Linked DNA regions of Homo sapiens: region 2 is linked to region 1. A link is a contact called in ENCODE Hi-C or POLR2A ChIA-PET data. All regions are on one chromosome and are shown on one strand. The core of a region is the stretch at or near the end of the contact, and the rest is flanking DNA. Distances in the headings are between cores, read along the strand shown. Region 1 has its middle 49 kb from the start of ITPKB-IT1. Region 2 holds the start of SNAP47 (synaptosome associated protein 47).

Region 1 (6,158 bases), core at 2,657-5,156:
TAACCTGCACTCCAGTTGGTAACCTGCACTCCAGTTGGTAACCTGCACTCCAGTTGGTAACCTGCACTCCAGTTGGTAACCTGCACTCCAGTTGGTGGCAGCCCAACTGATCTGCCCGCCTCGGCCTCCCAAAGTGCTGGGATGCCCAGCCCATCTTAACTTTCAAGAGAATCGGTTAAGATACAACAAACAGGCTGGGCACGGTGGCTTACACCTGTAATCCCAACATTTTGAGAGGCTAAGAGGAGAGGATCACTTGAAGCCAGGACTTCAACACCAGCCTGGGCAACATAGTGATACCCCCCATCTCAACAGAAAATAATTTTTTAAAAATAGCCGGGCGTGGTGGCTTGCTTCTGTAGTACCAGCTATTGTGAGGCTGAGGCTGGAGAACAGCTTGAACCCGGGAGGTTGAGGCTGCAGTGAGCCATGATTGCACCACTACACTCCAGCCTGGACAGAGAAAAAAAGATAGATACAACAAACAGTTGTGTTGCTGCTAGAGAATGAGAGAGGTTACTTCTTTTTTTTTTTTGAGACAGTCTCACTTTGTTGCCCAGTCTGGGGTGCAGTGGCACAATCATGGCTCACTGCAGCCTCGACTACAGGCTCACCACTAAGCTCAGATATTTTTAACTTTTTTAGAGATGGGGCTCTCACTATTTGTCCAGGCTGGTCTTGAACTCCTGGCTTCAAATTATCCTCCCACTTTGGCCTGCTTTGGCCTCTCAAACGTTACTCCTTCTGAGCAGAACTTTGTTTGAAAGAGGAAAACATACCATTGATATACAGTGGTTTACTATGCATCTTTGGCTATAGCCTGTGATAAATTGTGTCTCACTACTATTTATCTTACTCTATTAATTTTTTCATAAAGGCAGTACCTAGAGTTTTGGTACAAAACTAAAAGTAACAGAAGGACCCAGTTTTGTGGGAGGAACTCCACCTCCTTCCTCCCCAATCTACCGATGGGTCTCCTTTCCAGATACAAGGGTCCTTACTAGAGAATTCCTTGCCATCACAAACTGTTACCAACCTAGCTTTTTTCCAGTTAACAGTACAACCTGGGGAGTGCTCCTTCTCAGTGCTGATAGCTGCTTCATTCATGTAAGAGCTGCACAAGGTGTAGGTATGTATTTAACCAGCCCCCACAATGACACAGAGGTCATCTTCAATCTTTTACTGTCCCAGAAAGGAACATTCTTGTACCAATGTCATTTGACGTGTGGGCCATGGTATCTGTAAATAAAAACCTGGAAAGTTTTGCTGGGCCCTTGAGTATGTGCTTAAAAAAATCTGGAATGCTGGCCGGGCGCGGTGGCTCACACCTGTAATCCCAGCACTTTGGGAGGCCAAGGTGGGCAGATCACCTGAGGTCAGGAGTTTAAGACTAGCCTGGCCAACATGGTGAAACACGTCTGTACTAAAAACACAAAAAAATTAGCCAGGCATGGTGGCAGGCGCCTGTAGTCCCAGCTACTCAGGAGGCTGAGGAAGGAGAATCGCTTGAACCCAGGAGGCAGAGGTTGCAGTGAGCTGAGATCGCACCACTGCACTCCAGCCTGGGCGACATGAGCGAAACTCTGTCTCAAAAAAAAAAAAAAAAAAAAAATGGAATACTTATTGCCAAATTGTCCCTTACAAAAGTAGCATAGCTTTTTTAACAAGCTCATTGATGTATGTGTTGATATATTATTTGTTATTGCTCCTTATTTCATGAGTTTTAGCATTTACAAATAGTTAGATTTGTTTTTTTATAAACAGATTCTACTAAGAATTTGTGAGCTCCATAAACAGCAAGTTACTGCCCCTGCCCAAGCCCAGGTGCTGTTCTAATCCTGACAAGGGCACTGTCATGGATCCTGGGTGGTGGGGGATGGGGGTGGTCCCAAGGTCTCACCTGCTCACTGGGGTGCATGGGCTGTGGTAGGCCCTCTAAGTTCTATTTTTCCATTCCTTCAACTAACAGGTTCCAAGTTGCCACTATGTACCAGGCCCCGGGCTGCAGCTGGGGATGCCAGGATGATGACAATTCACAGTGTGGAATAAGTGCCAAAAAAGAAGGGCTCGGGGACACGGAAGGGGAGCCCATCTCTGTCAGGAGGATTCCGGATGATTTAGTCACAAAACAGTGACTAGAACAAAATCCTTACGCATGTACATACTTCTGATTATGAAAGCCAATTATGCTTGTTGGGAAATTTTTAAGTAAGCAAAAAACTGTAAGGTAGAAAAGAAAAACCTTTGGGAGGCCAAGGCGGGTGGATCACAGGAGGTCAGGAGTTCAAGACCAGCCTGACTAACATGATGAAACCCCATCTCTAATAAAAATACAAAAAATTAGCCAGGTGTGGTGGTGGATGCCTATAATCCTAGCTACTTGGGAGGCTGAGGCAGGAGAATCGCTTGGACCTGGGAGGCGGAGGTTGCAGTTAGCCAAAATCGCGCCACTGTTCTCCAGCCTGGGCAATAAGAACAAAACTCTCAAAAAAAAAAAAAAAAAAAGAGAAACCACTCATTATCCCATCACTCAAACCAATCTCTGTTAATAATCTGATGTTTTTCTTTTAATTCTGAAACTTCAGGACTCACTGGCACATCCACTTCTCAATTCTGCATTTCTCACTGAGTGCGGCAGTGTGTGTCTGCCTGCCTGCTGCGCCCCAGCAATCCTCTGATGCTATCCCCATGACTCCTGCCCAGGTCTGGTTCCTGAACTCCAGGCCCACGTGTCCAGTTGGCCTCAGATGTGGATGTCCCACAGCCACCTGTAACTAGATGTGTCTCAACTAAACTCATTCCCTGCTCCCCTGCCCTCCAGTCCTGCCTGTCCTCCCATGCTCCCAGCTCAGGGTGGGCCATCCCCATGCTTCTGGCCTACCAGCCAGTCATTCTCGGGACACCCAGGCCCACGATGTTACAGCCACAGTGGAAGGGCATCCATGCAACCTCATCGTCATCTCTCCTGCTCATGGCCTTGACCTCACTTCAGGACCCCATCATCTCTCCTCTGCTTCACCTGACCTCCTCCTAATGAATCTCCTCGCATTGTCTTCCCTTCTTTAAGCCACAGGCAGCCAGAGTGACCCCATCACATGCAAATGTGATCTCATCATGCCCCACCTTGACAGCCTCCAAGGACACCTGCTTGTCACTGCAGGAAAGTCCATGCGCCTCACCCTGGCTCCCCAGGTCGTGATCCAGCCCTGACCCCTTCACCAGCTCCACAAGGGTCCTCTGCTCCCACTGCCTGGAGTGACTCCAGATGAAGCATGCTCTGGAGGTGCCTCTGTGACCTTCATGTTCTGCTCCATCCTCCAATCTCCTGGTGCCACGTCCTCTGCAAAGCCTCCCTTCAGTGACCTTCTTGTCCCTCTCCTGGGTCAGGCCTCCTCTGTACTCCGTGGAGCCCCATGTTTGCCCCACCACGGCCCTCTTCACACTGCATGCCATGTGCCTGCGAACCCGACCACTGCCACGCCATGCCCTATATCTGGGTTCTAATCCTGGCTCTGGCATTCACTAGCTGTGCAAACTTGGTCAAATTATTCAATCTCTCTGAGCATGTTTCCTAATTTATACATGTATTTATGATAACACTAATAGCACCCCCCTCAACTGGGGGTGCTAGTAGTGTACAGATGAAATAAAGTAACCGGTGTACAGTGTGCACCACCCTGCCCAGCACACAGGAAGCCCTCCCTAACCTTTGGTTTTGGCGATTCCTTCATCATTGCCATGGTCACTGCCTTTCTGCCAGGGCAAAGATGTAGCCAGGCTGGGAGAAGCCATGAAAGAAAGGGAGCTTTCTCTTCTCCAGGGCATTCCTGGGGGTACAGGATTGGACGTCGCTGAGCTCCTGACCCGTCTTCCTTTTCTTCGGGCACCTTGTAATGCACCCGACCGTCCAGAAGGGGGCAGCCTCTGCAGGCGGCGCCAGGCTATTTCAGACGCCTCTGTAGGCGGCCCTCTTGATCTCACTCCAGCACGTGTTCTCAGAAAGCATGACTAAAATTGGGCATTTTTTTTTCCATTGAAATAAAAACAGGGCTGCTGTCGACAGCAAACTGGCTCTGTAAGATACTGTTTGTCCATAATTTGCAGAAGCTATTTTTAAAATAACCCAAACACATGTTGCCACATTGAAAGCCACAGAAATTAGCATTGCACTTTTTCCCCCCAAAACTGCTTTACTCATTCACAAGTTTGAAAAGGTACAGGTTGGAAGTTAGAAACCGTCCAGGATGTTAGTTAGCAACAGATGCACCGTTATCGACCCCAAATTCAAATGTTGAAGCCCTAACCCTTCATGTGTATTTGGAGATAGGGCGTGTGAGGAGATGGTAAGGGTTGAATGGGTCATAAAGGTGAGGCCCTAACCCAATAGGGCTAGTTGCCTTATAAGCAGAGGAGTGTGCTCTCTGCAGTGTGAGGACGTAGTGAGAAGGTGGCTGTCTGCAAGCCAGGAAGAGAGCCCTCCTTAGAAACTGAACTAGCCTGGCCTTGATCTTGGACTTTCCACCCTCCAGACCTGTGAGAAAATACATTTCAGTTAAGCCATGCAGTGTGTGCTGTGTTTTTATGGCAGTCCAAACAGACTGAGACAGGTGTCTGATGGCACTTTGACCCTCTCTTGTATTATTGTTGTCATTATTACATCAACTCGTTATTTTCTTGTTTAAAAAAAACCCTGCAAGCCCTCATGTCTTGCTAAAGCATGAAATCCATCTTCTCACTCCTGGTTTGCCATTCCCTTTCTCACTTGCTTGTTGAATTTGTCATCTCAGGCCCATGCATGGCACTTGAAATGCCAGGAGCGGGCCACAGCTGTTGCAGTAAAACAGCAAGAAAAATGACTTGTCCACTGTTTCGAGGTGTTTGTGGGAACTAGGATAATATTCCGTGTTTCTGTGGGAGGGCATGGGAGCCAGCCTGTGAGCTAAAGAGTAAACTTGGTTCTGCACAGTCAGTCTGCTGTGAGGAGAGAGGACTGGGGTGTGGGGGGTGCCTAGGTTGTGCTCCCCTGAAGGGTTTCAGAGAGCCCAGAACAAAAACAGTGCCTCCTTAGAGAGACCCAGGGTCCCCACCTGCATTAGTCCATTTTCACACTGCTATAAAGAACTACCTAAGACTGGGTAATTTATGAAGAAAAAAAAGGTTTCATTGACTCACAGTTCTGCATGGTTGGGGAAGTCTCAGGAAACTTACAATCATGGCAGAAGGCAAAGAGGAAGCAAGGCACGTCTTACGTGGTGGCAGGAGAGAGTGAGCGAGGCGGGGAAATGCCAAACACTTTTAAAACATCAGATCTTGTGGGAACTCACTTATATCATGAGAACAGCAGGGGGGAAACCACCTCTATGATCCAATCACCTCCCACCAGGTCCCTCCCTCGACATGTGGTGATTACAATTCAAGATGAGATTTGAGTGGGGGGACACAGAGCCAAACCATATCCCCACCCCACCCCAACTCCCCCAGTCCTGCTGGAGAGCAAGTCCTGCCAGTTGATCTTGGGGGCTAGAGCCAAGGGTTGCTGCAACTCAGCTGTCCATACTCCACAGGGCCTGGCCAGGTCCCCAAACCAGGACTCAGCTTGACAACGGCTGTCTCAGTAGTCCCAGAATAGTGCTGGTGCCGGGGCAAACCCCGCTGCTGTGGAGACCTCCTGGACTGCTCAGGAATAGGGCGCAGAGTCAGGGAAAGGTTTTGAACCTTGTTTCAAAGCCTGCATCTGTTGCCTACCAGCTGTGTGATCTTAGATGAGTTACTCACCCTCTCTGTGCCTCTGCTTTCTTACCTACAAAGTGGGGTCGACGAAGCTGATCATAGACTTTTTTATAAAGATTAAGCTACTTAGCTTTAATCACCTGGTATGGTGCCTGGCACAAAGCAATCTTTAATTGCTACTGGTTGCCATTATTCTCAGGCAGGAGTTGGCAAACTTTCTCTGTATAGGGCCAGATGGTAAATATTTTAGGCTTTGCAGCCGCGCGGTCTCCGTGACAACTACACAATTCAACTCTGCTATTATAGTACTAAAGCAGTTACAGACCAAACATAAATTAATGGCATGGCTGTTTCCAATAGACTATTTAGGAAATCAGGTGGGCCATATTTCTAAGGTGACGCCTGTTCAGAAGCTGGGCGGTTAAGGG
Region 2 (6,690 bases), core at 14-2,513, 1.1 Mb after region 1:
CTCTGAGCCAGACGCTGCTGGCGGGGGAGGGGGCGGGGCAGTCTGACTACAATGGTTCTGCTTATTAGAAAGTACTGATCATGCCTATAATCCCAGTGCTTTGAGATGCTGAGGTGGATGCATCACCTGAGCTCAGGAGTTCAAGACCAGCCTGGGCAACATGGTGAAACCTAGTCTCTTTAAAAAAAAAAAAAAAAAAAAAAAAAGCCGGGAGTGGAGACGCCTTCCTGTAATCCCAGGTACTAGGGAGGCTGAGGAGATCTCTCTCAAAAAAAAAGGAAAAAAAACCATATTGACCTCCCAAAGAACAACACTTGCAGCCATGCGGAAGACAATCCAGTTTCTTTTAAACTGATTAAAGTGCCTCACGGGGAAAAATAGCTCCGTTGTGCACCCAGGGGCCACCTTCATCAGAAAGGCCTCTGGGTTCACGCAGCGCTAGGGAAGGCAGCGCCTCGGTGCGTCCCAAGCCCCATTACCTGCACAAGTGCCAGTCTTTGAGGTAGAGACAGCCCCTGGGAGAGGAGTAGCCCGCCTGTATGTACTCTTTCCAGTAGGTGATGTAGTCTCTGAGAGTCATGTGCTCTTTGGGGTTCGAGTTGTATTCCTGGACCCCACAGTTTGCAACTGGTACAACCACGTCTCCTGAAATGAAAGGCACGGTCCATGCCATCTCCCTGGGCCCCGTCCTCACTCCAAACCGTCTGCAGAGGAACTCTCCAGGGGCCACGCGCCTGGCCTCCCTCACCCTCCCTGGTGCCCCTCTCTAGGCGGGGGCCTCCCGGGCCTGGGTCCCGCCGGCCTTTCCTCCCCGCCCGGGGTCTGCGGCCGCCGCCCCACCGTAGGTCCGTAGCAGGTGGTCGAAGTCGGGCCTCCCCGCGGGCGTCACCCAGCGCCGCCGGCTGCCCCAGCCCTGCGTGAAGGCGCTGGAAAACACGCAGGGCAGGTTGGGCAGCAAGAAGCCCCGCACAAAGTCGGCGTAGGAGAAGGCGCCCGGCTCCGAGACGAAGGCTACCCGGCCCGGAGCCTGGCCGACGCCGGGGACATCGACCCCCAGGCCTCGGAAGTGGCTGTCGGCGAGGGCGCGCGTCTCGCGGTCCATCCAGCTCAGCACGGGTCGAAGGACCCTCCTCCTCACTTCCGCCGGAGCGGAAACGGTGAGGACCAGCCTCGGAACCAGAAGACGCAGGGCGCCGCGTTTCTGCCCCGCCAGCGCCTGGGGCTCCGGGCCTGCACGCATGCGCGCGGCTCGCCGCGGTCTTCACTGCGCAGGCGCCGAGCGGCCGAGGCGCCGCGGTCGGCTCTGGGACTCGTCTGGCGTCCCTCAGGTGAGCGACGGTGTTGGTCTGTTGGGCGCCCGGCCCAAGCCAAGCCGTAGCGTCCGCCCTCGGCTCAGTCCGCGCGCTGTGGCTGACACAGCCCGAGCCCTCCTTCCCGCATCCCCGGGGGGTGGGGGGTATGCGGGCTGCGCTGGGAGAGGGGCGGGGACAGAGGCGGTTCTGGGGGCGGGAGTGCGGCGGTGCGGGGGCGCCCAGGGATGATGGGACCCGGAGAGAACGGTGGGACCCAGAGGGAGAGCTGGGGGGCCCTGGGATGGTGGGATCTAGCGGAGATGGTAGGGTCCTGGAGGAGATGGTGGGGACCTGGAGAGGACGGTGGCACTTGGAGGGGATGGAGACGGGATCTGGAGGGGACGGTGGGACCTGGAGGGGATGGGGACAGTGGGGACCTGGAGAGGACGGTGGGATCTGGAGGGGATGGGTACAGTGGGGACCTGGAGAGGACGGTGGGGACCTGGAGAGGACGGTGGCACTTGGAGGAGATGGGGACATTGAGGACCTGGAGGGGACAGTGGGGATTTGGAGGGGACGGTAGCACTTGGAAGGGATGGGGACAGTGGGTTCCTGGAGGGATCAGTGGCACCTGGAGGGGACATGGGATCTAGAGAGGATGGTGGGGACCTGGAGGAAAATGGTGGGAGGGCTGGAGGGGGCAGGGTAACCTAGATGGGCGAATGGGGCCCACAGGGGACCTGGAGGGCATGGCAAGGGGCCCCAGGGGATGACGGGTGTCTGGAGAAGATGGTGGGGAATGAGGGAGGGTGTGAAATGAAGGTGTGGTGGGAGTGTGGGTAGGGATTTGGGGCTGTGTACACATGAGCAGGGCTGAAGTGGGAGGACATCGGAGTAGTGACATGAGGAGTGTTTTGCCAAACTTGCAACTGGAGTTACCCCAAAAGTGGCGGCAAGGGAGTTCCCCACACTATCCTCAGGTGGGACCAGTTGGGATACCAAAGAAAGAAGTGCTAAATGCATGGTAAGCCCAGAGCAGTTTTTTTTTTTTTTTTTTTTTTTTTTTTTTTTTTTGAGACAGTATGCAGTGGCACCATCACAGCTTACTGCAGCTTCCACCTCCTGGGCTTGATGAATTCTTTAATTCTGCTTCAGCCTCCCAAGTAGCTGGGACTACAGGCATGAGCCACTATGCCCAGCTTAGTTTTGTTTTTTTGTTTTTGTTTTTTTTTTTTTTTTTTGTAGAGACAGGGTCTCTGTGTTGCCCAAGCCGGTGTTGAACGTTTGGGCTCAAGCAATCCTTCTGCCTTGGCCTCCCTAAGTGCTGGGATTACAGGTGTGAGCCACTGCGCCAGGCCCTGCCTAGAGGTTTTGTTAGGGGAACTTTCATATAGAGTGGGCTGCGGTAGTCCTCGAGACGGGCAGTAAGGGAAAAGGGATGTCCTCCCTAGGTATGTCTCTTGGAAGGGGTGTGGGTTATGGAGTTTATAGGAAGGTTTCAGGAATTTGGCTCAGGGCCAAGGCCGTTTTCTTTGTAGTAAACCTAGATACTTTCTTCCATGCCTGGAAATGTTAAAGGCCCTGGATTGGGTTGAAGCCTGGTGGGGAAAACCTGTGGTTGGGGCACAGAGGGATCAGGGTACTCTGTGATTTTCGGCCAGGACACGAAAGTGGGGCCATGGGGGACCCTATGTGATGTATGTCTTGGTGTGCTGGAGAAATCAGCTCAAAGCTACCCACATGGATGCAGAAGGAAAGATAGCAGATTTATTGCCCCCGAAGCCTGGCAGGCTGTGTGCACATAGGTGCTCTGCGAGAGAGTGCAGAGTCTGGGCAGCATTTCCCAGGCGTCTTGACAGGGAGGTGGAAGGAGGAACAGTTAGAACCGCTCATCTCTCCCAGAGAAATGAGAGGCAGCTTGTGCTGGTTTGCACACAGTGCGAGGCCTTTGAGTTAGGTTTGGAGGTCTGATGACATTCTAGGGGCCATCAGACCATGACTGTGTCTTGTAAAATCTGGACACTGGGCTATCTCATTCCAGACCAAACAGAGGCATCCTAAGCGGGAGAGGGGCACCTGCCTTCCCTTTATGAAGCAATGGAAATGTTGTTTTATTTACTCTTATAAGTGGGGATATGGGAGGTTCTAGGAGTGCTGGGGCTCTGAGCCTTGCTGGAAGACTCTTTCCAAGGGGTGTGAGGTTTACCCAGGAGAACAGGGAGGAGCAGAAGAGGGAGGACCAAGGTCTGAGGAGTTGGAGGGAGGACTAGGAGGAAAGTGAGTTTTGGGAGTCTGAGTCCAGGTAAAGGTGGGATATGAGGGCAGGGACAGGAGGCGGAGAGTTGTTTTGGGGATTGTGTGATTCAGTGCGTGCTATGGTCCCTTCCTAGTCAGCCCTATTGTGGCTTGTGTGATCACGGTATGCAATTGTTTATTGGGGTTTTTTTTACACTAGAGAATCAGAATGTCTGGAGAAGTTACAGTTGCAGAGAAAGAATCACCTCCAGTTCCGTCCAGAGATGACTGGGGTTTTTTTGCTTTGGTTTTTTTTGGTTTTTTTGTTTTTTGTTTTTTGTTTTGTTGTTTTTGCTGTTTTGAGACCGCGTCTTATTCTGTCACCCAGGCTGGAGTGCAATGGCATGATCTTGGCTCACTGCAACCTCCGCCTCCCAGGTTCAAGTGATTCTCCTGCCTCAGCCTCCTGAGTAGCGAAGATTACAGGCGCGCACCACCACGCCCAGCTAATTTTTGTATTTTTAGTAGAGACGGGGTTTCACCATGTTGGTCAGGCTGGTCTCGAACTCCTGACCTTGTGATCTGCCCGACTCGGCCTCCCAAAGTGCTGGGATTACAGGCGTGAGCCACCGCACACCCAGCCGAGATGACCGTTTTTTATTCCTGGTGTAGAGCCGGCTTTTCTACATTCCTTCACACATACATTCATTCATTCATTCATTCTCTCTCTCCACTCTTCTCTCCCCCCAGTCCTTGCCTATACGTTCACGCACATGTATGCACACACACTCACACATACACAGTCTCTTTCTCCATCGTGTATAATATACATATATAAACTTTTGCTGCTTTTAGTCTTTTGTTTTTTATTTAACAATATGCTGTAACATCTTGCCACATATTGACCTCAATATTGACAATTAATTGACCTTAATTGATCTTGCCACATATTGTTCCTTAATTGCTAGTAGTCATTTGATTTTGGTTGTGGTGCATGCAGATCATGGGAGGCCAATGGGGAAGATGTGGGGAGCAGAGTGTTTATAATTGTCTCAAGATCTTGGAATATGGTTCCGAGTTTGCCTCATGGGGAAACTGAAATTCAGGTGGGCATTGCCTGGAAGGAGTTCCTGCAGCTCCGTGGTTGAGCCTGTTTCCTAAGAAAGGAGCATTTGGGCTAGCAGGTCCACAGCTCCCTGAGATCACTGAGCCCCTAGGACTTGGTGGGAGATGGAGCTCTCGTTCTTGAGATGGAACTCTGTGGTTTAGTTCGCTGGTCCGCAGGGTGCCCCCTCGGGTCAGTGTCACCACTGTATACGCAGGAGGCCTGGAGTGTTATCAGCTCTCATGGGACTGGAACATAGGCTTGTGTCACCCAGAGCCCGCTAGATCAGCCCTGGCATCGCTTGGGAATGGCAAGAAATCCACATTCTTGGGCCCCACACAATACTCCATTAGGATGGTTTTTTGTTTTTGTTTTAAAACGGGGTCTTCCTCTGTCACTCAGGCTGGAATGCAATAGCGCTATCTTGGCTCACTGCAACCTCTGCCTTCTGGGCTGAAGTGATCCTCCACCTCAGCCTCCCAGAGTGCTGAGATTACAGGTATGAGCCACTGTGCCTGGCCAGGACGGGTTTTAAGTCAGCACTTTGGAGAAAATGCAGTACGCTTTGTGCCGAATATGTGCTCCTCTGTCACTGTGTTGCATGCAAACAGCCCCAGTGAGGGTGTCTGCACTTTGTGGCTAGAGTTGGGAACCTCTGAGGGAGTGGAAAGAGGGTCTGAGGAGCAGGGGAGGGGAGCCTGGAAAGATTGGCCGCACCCTACCGCCCCTGTGGGCACACACAGCCACCACTGTTCTCACTTAGCTTCTTGGTTGCGAGGTAGTGGAAGGTGTGCAAGATGTTTGTTCTGTGACTGCGGAAATTAACTAAAAATAAGTTGTTTACTGGGTACTGAGCCTCACTCAGGGGACCCTTGAGTGATGGAAATGCTGAAAGAGACCCATTGTACAGATCGCCCTGCGTGCTGAGCCATCCCTGTGCTGCAGACTTCCTCCCCAAGAGCGTCACTTGTGTGGGTTGGCTGCAGACACCCTTGGGCCCCTGGCCATGACCTCCCTCGAGGATTCAGCTGTGTGTTCTCAGGGTCAGCGCGGGTCCCCAGGCCCACACCTGCACTGGAGGAAGGAGGTTGCAGATTGCAACAGGCAGGGACACCGTGAGGGCTCCAGGACCTGGACTGATTGCAGAACTATGTGGTACAGGAGGGCATAGGCACAGCTCTGTTTCCATGTGGTGTGGTTGTGGTCAACTCAGCACAAATTCATTGGGTGCCCATGGTGTGTAGCGGGCCTTGCGGCCCTCCCATGATAGTGCCTTCTGTAGTGCGACAGTCATGAAAGCACCAACTCTCTGGAGTTTTGCTTGGGCCATGGTTGGTGACAGTGCCTTAGGAAGGCGAGGAAGCCCTCCGAACAGAGACCTGCGGAGTGGAGCCACCAATGAGACTCCCTGGTGTGGAAAGGCTGCTGGGAGCAGAGGGCAGGGGAAGGCCAGGGCAGGGAGGCCGCAGGTCCTGCAGAGTCCATGAGGCTGCGGTAAGGAACTTGGATCTCATTCCAAGTACACAGGGAAAGGCTTTGGGCAGAGAAGTGACATATTCTAATTCTGTTCAATGACTATCTCATTGACTGCTGGAGGGGGAATGGGTGATGGGGACAGGATGAGGTCAGGAGGTTGCCTGAGATGTTGTCCAGGTGTGGAGGGAGGGAGGACTGCCTTGGATGGTGGAACTGTGGAAAGTAACTAAAAGTAGATTGTTTCCTGGAGATTGAGTCTCATTCAGGGGGCACACATATAATGGAAAGACTGAGAGAGACCCATTGTACAGATTGCAGTGTGTGATGAGTGAGTCCCTGTGACTACAACACCTTCCCCCAAGTGTGTTGCTTGTGCTGGTTGGCCCAGACAATGCCTGTGCCAGGTCAGTGATGTGGTCTTGGGGTGGAGGGTGGGGACACAGCTGCCAGGACATGCTCATGGCATGTTTCTTGAGGGGGAGGAAGAGAGGAGTCAGAAGTCCTGGGCCCGTGGTGACTTTACTGAGAGAGGAACTGACTCTGGTGCTGCTACACTGGGGTGCCCATTAGGGGTGGGAGGAG

What was found. A loop is a pair of places that touch in the nucleus more often than their neighbours do. ChIA-PET counts read pairs that join two places held with the same protein, here RNA polymerase II (POLR2A). Pooled maps may share reads with other maps.
Region 2: a pooled map shows a loop between it and region 1 (6-fold over the local background). The contact joins the promoter of SNAP47 here to the enhancer-like site in region 1. A Hi-C loop is called at or near these places in 1 of 168 maps with a recorded cell type or tissue (B cell) and 5 of 50 pooled maps. POLR2A ChIA-PET finds 5 or more read pairs at or near these places in 1 of 52 experiments (WTC11).

Annotation. Positions count from the first base shown.
Region 1 is chr1:226,622,730-226,628,887 of GRCh38, forward strand. No RefSeq gene overlaps it. Among named protein-coding and RNA genes, the nearest start is that of ITPKB-IT1, 49 kb to the right of the region's middle. RefSeq lists an enhancer at 5,211-5,310. Within about 2 kb of position 3,907, at least 2 of the 41 ENCODE cell types and tissues checked have a DNase peak (open chromatin) inside an H3K27ac peak, as active enhancers do.
Region 2 is chr1:227,734,172-227,740,861 of GRCh38, forward strand. It overlaps SNAP47 (synaptosome associated protein 47), which reads left to right and starts at 1,264. Exons shown (of 5, transcript NM_053052.4): 1 at 1,264-1,328. JMJD4 (jumonji domain containing 4) reads right to left here and starts at 1,131. Exons shown (of 6, transcript NM_023007.3): 1 at 841-1,131; 2 at 480-645. The coding sequence starts at 1,102. RefSeq lists silencers at 653-852, 1,313-1,602 and an enhancer at 6,523-6,690.